2 separate regions of the Homo sapiens genome follow, and region 2 is linked to region 1. Evidence: chromatin loops called from intact Hi-C (ENCODE). Cell type or tissue: endothelial cell of umbilical vein. All regions are shown on one strand. Links, peaks and the distances in the headings refer to the core of each region. The heading gives the core; the rest is flanking DNA. Region 1 has its middle 110 kb from the start of FSHR. Region 2 overlaps LOC105374595 (a long non-coding RNA gene).

Region 1 (5,390 bases), core at 275-5,274:
AAAGCCGTGACATGGCTATAAATACCAAGAGTGCTCTGGACTTTCATCCTCCACCTCTCTACTTACCATTTAGCAAATCAACTCTTACAATAATAATATAAAAGAACACTGGACTTTTTTTTTCTCTGTGAGTGGCAGGAGGGAAGTAAATACATATCAGTCCTTATCTCTTTGGATTGAAAGTGGTGGCCAATCTAAGGAGAAGAGGGCATTCTCGAAGGAATCTACGGATTATTAGTTGGTGTCTGGCCCACACACAGCTGTTAGCACTTACTCTTTCTCAGAGTAACTAGGGAAACTGTGGCTCCTAATTTGATTGCCAACAGCAGGGAAGAAAGACCTGGGGATTTTGTCATTCTCACTGATAGTGAAAAGGGGTGGATGTAGCAGAGAAGAGATGGTTGCTGAGAGCGACAACAGAGAGATGCCAAGATTAGGAGGCTGAAACCCACAAGGGCAATCTCTGGTACTGCAGGGAGACCATCTCCATAGCATCCACAACGGAAGGGGCAAAGTAGAGGGTGGACGCCTGGGCCACCAGGGACTAAGGCCGACTCAAAGGAAGAGGGTTGCCTTTATTCAGAGAAGTGCTGCTCAGATTTAAATTAAGAGGGAGAAAGTAAAGGAGGGTTGTGACTCATAAGAAATTTTAAAAGGAAAGGGAAGCAGGGTGAGAAAACAAAAAGAAATGAATACAGTAGACATAGACATAGAGAGATAGAAATTCAAAACTATGTTCAAGGAAAACAAAATCAGCATTTTCCAAAGGTACATCTTATAAGATTGACTCTCACAAAATTAGTGACTGTCTGCCATTTTTCCAGCATCCTGCTAGGCACACTGGGGAAAAAAAAAATAAAGGTCAAAATTTCTACCCTGAAAAATTTGCAATCGATGAAAGAAAGCTTGAAAAAACATTTCTCCATCAAATACCATAGGTCTTTTCTGTTAGATAAGAAAGTGACAGCTCAAACGGAAGTTGATAGTTGTAATTTGGGTGAAGCTGGAAAGCCCTTGAGAATATAGCCACTCTTGTTGCTGTTCATCAGTGCTGAATCAGTATCAGCCTAGAAAGTCAAAATGGCCCCTGGACAAATACCTTGGAAAATAAGGAAGTTGAAGAAAATGTTTTACATTTATGACATAGTAATGACTTAAGCAGGTTACCTTTACAATCACATCTGTTCCCAGTCTTGAGCAACATACTTGCTCTAAGGCTTAATTTGGATTTTACGTACTAATACCCAGGAGGTGGTAGAATTGGGGAACCAAGAAGAGGCTACCATGCTGAACAGCTTAGAACTCTACTCACAAGTTGGATATTCCAATTGGCTCATTGTAGAAAAGGGATGGAATCTAGAAAAATCTTGTCTGGCTCCCCTCTTGCACCCTCATACACACAGAGATTAGAAGTTTTAAGCAGGATGGAGATGGCACTTTTACAATTTAGAGTGCTGACATACATGGAGTTTGATGGAGTATTTTAAAGAATAGCAAAATACTCATTCTATATATCAATTCAAGTAGCCTGGAATTGCCCTGTGATTATATGATGTAAGGTGCTCTGAATAAGTTAGGTAACAGAATAATTGATTGACATAATTAGATAGAACTAAAGGTCCAATATGGGGTCTAAATAGGAAGCACGAGGAACTTTTCAAAAAAGGCTGGTAAATATGGGCCACTCCTTTAAGAAACTCAAGGAATGAGCCAAGTAGACCAAGTAGATAAAATATCCAGTGAATGATATATTCCTATACAAGATGCTGAGAAACTTGCCCATTGACATCCTTACCAGTTAGACAGAAGACATGAAAACAGATGAACAGCCAGATAAATATTGCATATAGTAATTATGCACCAGCTATAAATATGGTGACTTGATGTTTTCTGCCTCCAGGGAAGTGCAGTTAAAATTGGGATCGTGATTTTCATGAGAAGGGAATCAGAATTCAGGGAACCTGAGTTCAGAATTTTAAGTAGCCCTAGAGATTGAGTCATCATAATAAAGCATTATAGACTAGACCACCAAGGAGAACTTTATTTTCTCATGTCACTCCCATGATGTTTGCACGTGAAGAGGTTAAGATTCTTTCCTGCCTTTTTGTTTCTAGCAGGATTCCTTGGGCTATGATATCCATTTGTGTTAAAGCATTTAGCCACAGGCAATCTGGTCTGGTTGCCTTTTCTTTGTTTAGATGCTCCACTGAAGTAATAGTAAGATTAGCTCCCGAAAAACCAAAAATTTTGACCCCTGTCTTTGCTGAAAGTTGTTCTCTAATGTTAGGGAAGTGTAAATTCCAAAGCTAAATCCTGTGTTATAGGAGGAAAAAAGAAGCCTAAGCATACCTCAGAAAGATATCTCTGCTAGTGATTTATGTTTTCTGCTTTGTAAGCTGTGATAGAAATATGGTTTTAGATATGAGGATCAAGTGTAATATCCTAGTGTTCAAAATATATATCCCCAGTGCAAGCTTTCCCCACTCTGAGTTGCTGTAATTTTGGTTAACTGCTTTCTTTCTTTTATTCTTGAAAAATCTGTTTCCTGGTATGTGACACAAATAGGCCAATGATAATTCTAGGAAGTGGCTGCTCTCCATCCATCTTGATAAGGCAAACAAGTAAAGGAAGCAGTTGCCATTTGTATGCTTTTATTTGTTGAAAATTAGTCCAGAGCCTATGGGGGAGGGGACCTCATGCTTGCATTGTGCGTTCTTGTGCATTCCTCTGTTGGAATTCTTCCTTAACATGAAAGTGCTCAGGACACATTTCTACTTTAAAATATTACCTGGGGCTGGGCACAGTGGCTCACGCCTGTAATCCCAGCAATTTAGGAGGTTGAGGCTGGCGGATCACCTGAGATCAGGAGTTTAGGACTGGCCTGGCTAACATGGTGAAAACCAGTCTCTACTAAAAATATAAAAATTTGCTGGGTGTGGTAGCGCATGCCTGTAATCCCAGCTACTCCGGAGGCTGAGGCAGGAGAATGGCTTGAACCCGGGAGGTGCAGGTTTCAGTGAGCCGAGATCGCACCACTGCACTCCAGGCTAGGCGACAGAAGGAGACTCTGTCTTGAAAAATGAACAATAAAAAATAAATAAAATATTACCTTGTTTCTTGTCACTTGCCGGTCTGAGTCTGGATTTCCTAGCATGGCATCCAAAGCCTTTTATAATGTGACCCCAAGCATGCAAAGCTTCTCTATTGCTGTATGATCACTGATCATACATCCCTAGGACTACAACCAGCCCACCACACCTTCATTTCTTTTTGCCTTTGACTAGTCTACCTTCTCTGTTTGGAATTCTATTATTTTGTTTTCCGTATCATGTTTCCTCTCCAACTCTTCTTCCTGACCTACTCATTCTCCAAACTCCAGCTTAAAAGTCATCTCTGTGAAGTCTTCTTGAGTAACTCTCTTGATCCTAATGTAACAAAATGGTCTCTGCTTGTCCCTTTTGTTATAAATTGGTTCAATCAAGGTCAAGGATGGTGTCTCATTAACTTCTGTATTTCCCAGTGCCCAGAAGAGTGCTTAACACATACTAAGTACCAGTAGGAAAAAAAAAAAATCAGAGAGAAAATAATGAATAGGTACTAGTGAAATACAAATATTGGTGAAAAGAGAACTATGTTAAAAATTACATAACTGTCTTTTGAATACACAATTCATATTTTAACTTAGATAATTACATTACCCAGATTCATTTTGTTACTGAGAAATCAAACTATTGAAACTCAAAAGTAAATCACAAAATTCAAGCTTTTTTGTTAGTCCATAGAACTTCAGATTTATATGATATGGACAATTGTTCTGATAATCTATTTTTTCTTAACAAGCCATCCTAGAGCCTAGATGCTTAAAATAAAAATTCATTATTTTATTTATTAATTTTTTATTTATTGTTTTATTTAAAATGTTGTAGGTCAAGAATTCAGGGAGAATTTTACTGGATGGTTGGTCTCTATAGTTGGAGCGTAGGATCTCCTTACACATGGGCATTTTGGTGCTGCTTGGCTTCTTTCTATCTCTCCACGTGACATCTCATCCTCCAGGCCTCTTAACAGAGCCTGGAGTTCTCACATGATGATTTCTGAGTAGTTATACTTCTTACCTGGTGGCTGGTCTCCCACAGGCAGGAAGTGGGCACTGCCAGGCCACTTAAGGGCTAGCCCTAGAACTGGCACTGATTGCTTCCTCCACATATTATTGGTCAAAACAGTAACTGAGTCTATCAAGTTCAATCTCTCTTAATGGGATGTGATGAGATCACATAGAAGAAAAGCATGTAAGATGGAGCATGATGTTGTGGCTATATATGAGAAATGCAACCAATGACACAATATATATTTGATAAATCAGCACCTAAAGGCCCTTGTCATAAACATCAATCAACCCTCTAGAAATGTTCAATGTCTCTCACTCTAACAAAGTATAATCCAGTATAAGCTTCTTTCTGTAGCCTCTCTGCCACAGAGATGGAATCTCTGAGGAAGAGAAAGAAATCCAAGTCGACTTTTCTTCACCTCGATGTTTTGATTCCATGTATATTATGAAATATACTACAGAATACAAGTAAGAGTCAGTTTTGCTTCATATTGTGAGTATTCACCCTGGCATAACTAATTTTCCCACAAGGTGGCTTTAGGTAAATTCATGAGTATTAGAGCCTCACTGGGTTAAATAGAAATAGGAGTGTTACCCCATGTTCTCACTCATTAGTGGGAGTTTAACAATGAGAACACATGGACACAGGGAGGGGAACATCACACACTGGGGCCCATCGGGGGCTTGGGGGGCTAGGGGAGGGAGAGCATTAGGAGAAATGCCTAATATAGATGACAGGTTGTTTGGTGCAGCAAACCAGCATGGCATGTGTATACCTATGTAACAAACCTGCACGTTCTGCACATGTATCCCAGAACTTAAAGTATAATTCAAAAGTATTAAAAAAGAAATAGGAGTGTTAGAAACCTATTCCTAGCCTTTGAGGCTGACAGCAAATAGAGCAAGGTTTCTTAAGCTTTGAGTTGTGATTCTATTAATGGGTCAGGAAATCAGTTTAGTGGGTTGGGGCCAGTAGTTTAAAAAAAAAAAAAGAGAGAGAATAGAATACAAAGTGTTAGTTTTATATACATAAGTATGTATAGGTGTGTTTTGTGCATGTGTGTGAATGTGAGAGCTGGATTACAATGTGATCTCTATTTCTAACTATGAGCCACAGTCAAAAATGTTTTAAAGCCACTAAAATAGAGCATCTGTGTCCTCTCATGAACCCTCTCTTGGTACCACTTTCAAAGGCAAACATGGGACTAAAGGGACCATTGGTTTGATCCAGCATGGCATTTCTGATGTTCTTATAAAAAATATTCTGTTTGGGGCCCAGAAT
Region 2 (5,390 bases), core at 216-5,215, 67 kb after region 1:
TAGGATCAAGCCTACATCTAAAGAGGACACTGGTGTGTAATACAGGTGTCACATATTAGTGGGGTAAAGAATGGATTTCTGAAGAAATGATATTGGAAAAATAGGTTCACTGTACTGAAAATCATAAAAACAAAATTATACCTTTATTTCCCAGCTGAACTCCAGATGTATCAGAAGCCTAAATGTATAACTCCAAGTTAACATAAGAAAAATATAAAAACTTGTGTCATCTTGGAATAAGAAATTTTTAAAGAATACACAAAAAAGGACTATTCAAGGAGAAAAATTGGTAAATTTTCCCACATCCAAATCGCACAGTTCTCTTTACTGAACTACCTAATAGACAAGGCTACTGGTTTTGTGACAAGATTTGAAGGTGGTATTTGCTTCATTTAAACAGATAAGTGATTGATATCTGTAATATAAAACAACACCTGGAAATAAGTAAATGACAGAAAATCCAACAGAAATTTGAGGAAAGCATATGAACAAGGAAGTCACAGAAAGAGACCAAATGACAAATATGTAACAATAATGATGAAAATATTGATAGTAATTGTTATGAATAATTCTATTGTATTAGTCCATTTTCACACTGCTATAAAGCCGCTACCTGAGACTGCATAATTTATAAAGGAAAAAAGTTTAATTGACTCACAGTTCCACATGGCTGGGGAGGCCTCAGGAAACTTATAATCATGGCAGAAGGTGAAGGGGAAGCAAGGCACATGTTACATGGCAGCAGGAGAGAGAGCAAGCGAAGGGAGAACTGCAAAACACTTTGAAAACTGTCAGCTCTCCTGAGAACTCCCTCACCATCATGAGAACAGCATGGGAAAATCACGCCTGTGATCCCATCACTTCCCAATAGGTCCCTCCCTCAATTACAGGGATTACAATTTAAGATGAGATTTGGGTTGGGGGACAGAGCCAAAGCATATCAACTATGTTCCTAGGAATAAAGTACATATATTAATTTTACATATATTAATTTATAGAGCTCCACAGAGAGACCTGCACAATAAGACCCATTTCATAACTGCTTATGGTAAAAGTAGGACAAGAAGAACACAGGTGGTCCTCACTATAAAATGAGAAAAATGTAATATGTGCATGTGGTAGAATACCATACAGTTAAGGAATTAGACATATATATGCCATCATGGAATAAAGTTGAAAACAGCAGGAAATGCATACACAATACCTTTCATGGAAACCAAACACATACGCGTAATACCAATTTTAAGTTCACATGTATATCAAAATATATATGTTAAGATGAGTTTGATAATTATGTACCCAAAACACTAGAGCTTAAGAAGGGAGGAAAATAGAAAAAGTGAGAGGAAATGCTGAAGGGGTGCTGCCCTTAAGAGACAGAATAAACATTGGCTGTTATTTTGAGAATATCATACATTCAGTTTTTTATAAACATTAAGACTTAAGTGCAAAAAGAAGGAAGCAAAAAAAGGAAAGAAGGAATGAAGGAAGGGGCAAGGGAGGGAAGAAAGTTAGGGCGGGAAGAAAGAAATCCCATCAGAAACCAATTTAAACAGTTAGGAAAGTTTTATCTCACATACTTGGAAGGCAATCCAGTGGCTCTGTCTCCATCCCCTGAGACGCTCTACTCTATGTGATATTCATCCTCAGGCTGGCAGCAGGACAGTTGCAGCAGTTCCAGTCCCACCTGTACCCAACAATGTTCAGAAGGAGAGATGATAGTTTTTGGAGGCTCTTTTGGGGAAAGAATATTCCCCCAATACCACAGTAGACCTCAACTCCAGTCTTATTGGCCCAAATTTGGTCACATGTTCTTTCCTGAAACAATCACTGGCAAGGTGATCGACTGACTTTATTCCTAAAAAACTGGTCTTACCAACAACTCTAGAAGTGGGGTTGGCTTCCCTGAGGCTGTGGTTCTCAACTGGGAGCAGTTTTGCCTTTCAGGGCGAATTGGCAATGTCTAGAGACATTTAAAATAATATATCACAACAAGGGGTCAGTTGCTATTGGCATCTAGTGGATAGAGACCAGAGATGCTGCTAAATATATTGCAGTGCACGGTATAAGCTCCCAAAACAAATAGTTACCCACTCCAAAATAGTATAACCCCCAAAAACAAATAGTTACCCAGTCCAAAATGTCAATATTTCTGCCCTAACACATACAGCCTCTATGAATAGCTGAAGAATATAAATGGAATAACTAGATAGGAAGAAGGAAGAAGAAAACATAAATAATTATTTGCAAATAAAATGTTATGGAATCTCAAATACAGGGGGAAAAACTACAGTGGGACGAAAAATGTTTTACTCCATCTGGTGGTGATGAGTAGATGGATATTTTCAGGAATGGCTAAGAAAAGGTATTTAGAGGATAATTAAGGCCACAGTGTCTGATGTTCTACAGACATCAGTTTGTACCCCAACCTTGAAATAGTCTAGCTATATAAATTTGGCAAATTATTTAATCCTTCTGTAAGTTTGCTAGATAAGGCATCAAAATACAGAATTCAGTTGCATTTCTCTATATAACAAATAAAATATGAAATTTAATAAAAATATGATTTACAATAGCATCCAAGAAAACCTTATAATCAAATCTAGAAAAATATGTATAAGACTTCTACCTAGAAAGTTAAAAAATTAATAGTAAATTTTAAAAAATTAAGTAAGTGGAAGAATATACTAATGTCATGGTATGGAAGACAAAAATGAACAGATTAAACACAATTTCAAACAAAACACTACCCTATCCCCTCTTAGGTGGTCTGTAGTTTTAACTCTTGAACTTCCTTTGGGATATATCATCTATAAAATGGGAATAATAGTGTCTATCTTATAGTGGCGGTGGTGGTAGCTTTAAGTGAGATAATCATGCAAAGATATCACCATACTGTCTACAATACATTAAAAATCAACAAATGCTAGACTTCATATAATTATTATTGGACATTATAATAATTAAGACACTTGTGCTAAAAATGATTCTTGAAAGAGGGAGAAATTATCCAGGCATATAATGACAGAAGAAGAGCATTGCAAATCATAGGAAAATCCTAGGCAAAATCCTGAGCCATGAAGCAGTATTCATTAAGAGAATTGTAAGTATTTCTGTTGGGTTGAAGCCAGGGTTGTATGGTTAGAGGTGTCACCTATAAGCAGCTAGAGGGGTGAGAAGAGGTTACAGCAACTACCTTCCCACACTCTCAAAATGCTACTTGGCTTTACTTTAGTTTTAAATGAATGGCCTCTTTTTCCTTTCAAAACTTGATTCTAAGTCATCTGTGATATCCTTGGATTTTCAAAACAGACAGGATATATCTGGAAAGCTGGTTTAATTTGGAGATGGGGTAGTGACTGTAAGGAAAGCTGTATGTTTTCTTAATAAAATCAAGCCTTAATTCTGTAAATTGGGTGATGGAAAGAGGTGTTGCCTGTGGTATCAAAGTCCATTTCAAGAGATCAAATGGGGCAAGTAAAATCTTCAGGTGGTCTATGACTTCCAACTCATTGACCCCTTCTCACATGGAAATTCTTCAAGGGATCCAGAGGTATTACTTGGAGCCCAGGTGGAGAGAAGAATGAGAAGCCCATGACACTGAATTAAGCCCAGTGAATTGTTTAGCTTTAAAAGGACCAAAAAGGTCCTTTTGATTTGCAGATTTTTGAAAGAAATATAAGGTCACCTATAAGAATAGCTTTTTAAAGCACTTAATGGGGGAAAAATAAATTACTAGAGATTAACATTTTTCATTTTTCTTTAAAATTCTACATTGCAAGGATGAACAAAATGGGGAAAAATGCAGCAGAATGGACATTATCTTGTGTTTTATTCCAGGAGAGTAGAGAATACAAATTTCAGAGCTGAAGAAAAAGACATTTATCCCGCCAGCTCTGGGGCGGGAAGCAATATGCTTTATACTTCATTTCTATTCTAACCATCAGGTCTCCAACAGTTTCCCCTTAAAATACAAAAATGAAAATAAATTGCATTCAAATGTACAATGAAAGATAAGAAAGATCTGGTTTGTTTTTGTTATTTCTTTATAGTTCAAATATGTCTGAGGCTCTTTTTTTCAGAATGACAAGTGCTCATGGTCTAAAATGCAGTCAGTCTGTGTCTCCCAGATGGTTTAGCAATCAGCAAGTTGCTGTGCTGCATTTTGAGGGTAAAATAAAGTCAGGTGGGGGCAGGGTCATGCCAGCATTCTTGTACAGACTACATAGGGGACAAAACACACAACCTGATTGGGGTTAGGGTCCACGTTCACTCAATGGCATGATGAAATCACATATTATCCTCAGGGGTCCTTCCAGAGATGCTCCCAGGAATTGCATGGCTCCACTCTATTCCCACCACTCTCTAAACATCAAGTCCAGCCTAACATAAGACTGGTAAATGTCAAGAATTTTGTCTCCTTTCAAAAATGTCTTCATGTAAGTTTCCCAGCAGCTGGTTGTTACTTAGGGGCTATTCCAGAGAATACGTATTGGAGGAAGTACACTCACACTGTGTGTGCAAGTAGGATTCTGTGCTACTGTTGATAGTATTGATTCACATCCAAAGGCTATGCCTCCTGTGCTCCACCAGGGATAGGATCTGTGTTTTTGTTTTGGAAACACTAATAACTGCTACACAATTTTTTTGCAGTATCTGTGTACCACCTAAACTGGTGTTTCCTTGAAACGTTCTTCCTCCCTCCTTTCTTTCCCTCTTTTTCTTTCTTTCTGTATCTATTTTTCTTCCTTCTTTTCTATAAATAAAATTTTAAAGAAAGAAATTATATGTCACTACATTACTTGACAATAGAAAGTAAATTTAAAAAAATGAAAACAAAAACTGTTATTACATTTCAGCCAGATTTAGCTGCCTACCAAAGATCTATGCCTGCAACTTGACTTTTTTAATCAAAAAGGAAATTAATAAATGTTAATGAAATTTTAATTTCCAAAGAATCTCATCTCTGATGTAATCAGAGGGAATGGATGGCAAGGGAATATATATATATATATTTTTAACAATGTGACTCAGTGTTGGCCAATGCCTTGTCCATGTGACACATAAAAGTTCACGTCTGGTAGCACCAGAACAGAAAAACACCGAACTAAGTATATTTTTACAAAATCATGGTCTCAGGGCCAGCTCATGACAAATCTGCTTCTCCACTCAGCAAATACTTATTGCACATGTACTCTGTGCTGGTCACTGTTCTAGGCTCTGGTGATACAGTGGAAAACAAAACTCATAAAATCGCTCTTCTCACAGAATTGCACTGTATGAGTAGAAATTGAAAATACACAAATAAGTGATAAGGAAAATACATAGCAAGGCAGAAGGAGATCAGTGTCGTAGAAAATAACAAAACAAATATTGAGGATAGAGCGCTG

What was found. Peaks named below come from ENCODE experiments on the same cell type or tissue, not always from the same donor. Only the 100,000 strongest peaks of a DNase experiment are listed, where the experiment ranks them.
Region 2: it touches region 1 in a loop (2.8-fold over the local background); 10 of 110 quality-filtered maps call a loop at or near these places.

What each region holds. Positions count from the first base shown.
Region 1 is chr2:49,263,028-49,268,417 of GRCh38, forward strand. No RefSeq gene overlaps it. Among named protein-coding and RNA genes, the nearest start is that of FSHR, 110 kb to the left of the region's middle. In endothelial cell of umbilical vein, for the core only: no CTCF peak of the experiment used is centred there; a DNase peak (open chromatin) is centred at 2,624; H3K27ac peaks cover 679 bases.
Region 2 is chr2:49,330,294-49,335,683 of GRCh38, forward strand. The region is part of intron 2 of LOC105374595 (a long non-coding RNA gene); the gene reads left to right. Among named protein-coding and RNA genes, the nearest start is that of FSHR, 180 kb to the left of the region's middle. In endothelial cell of umbilical vein, for the core only: no CTCF peak of the experiment used is centred there; no DNase peak of the experiment used is centred there.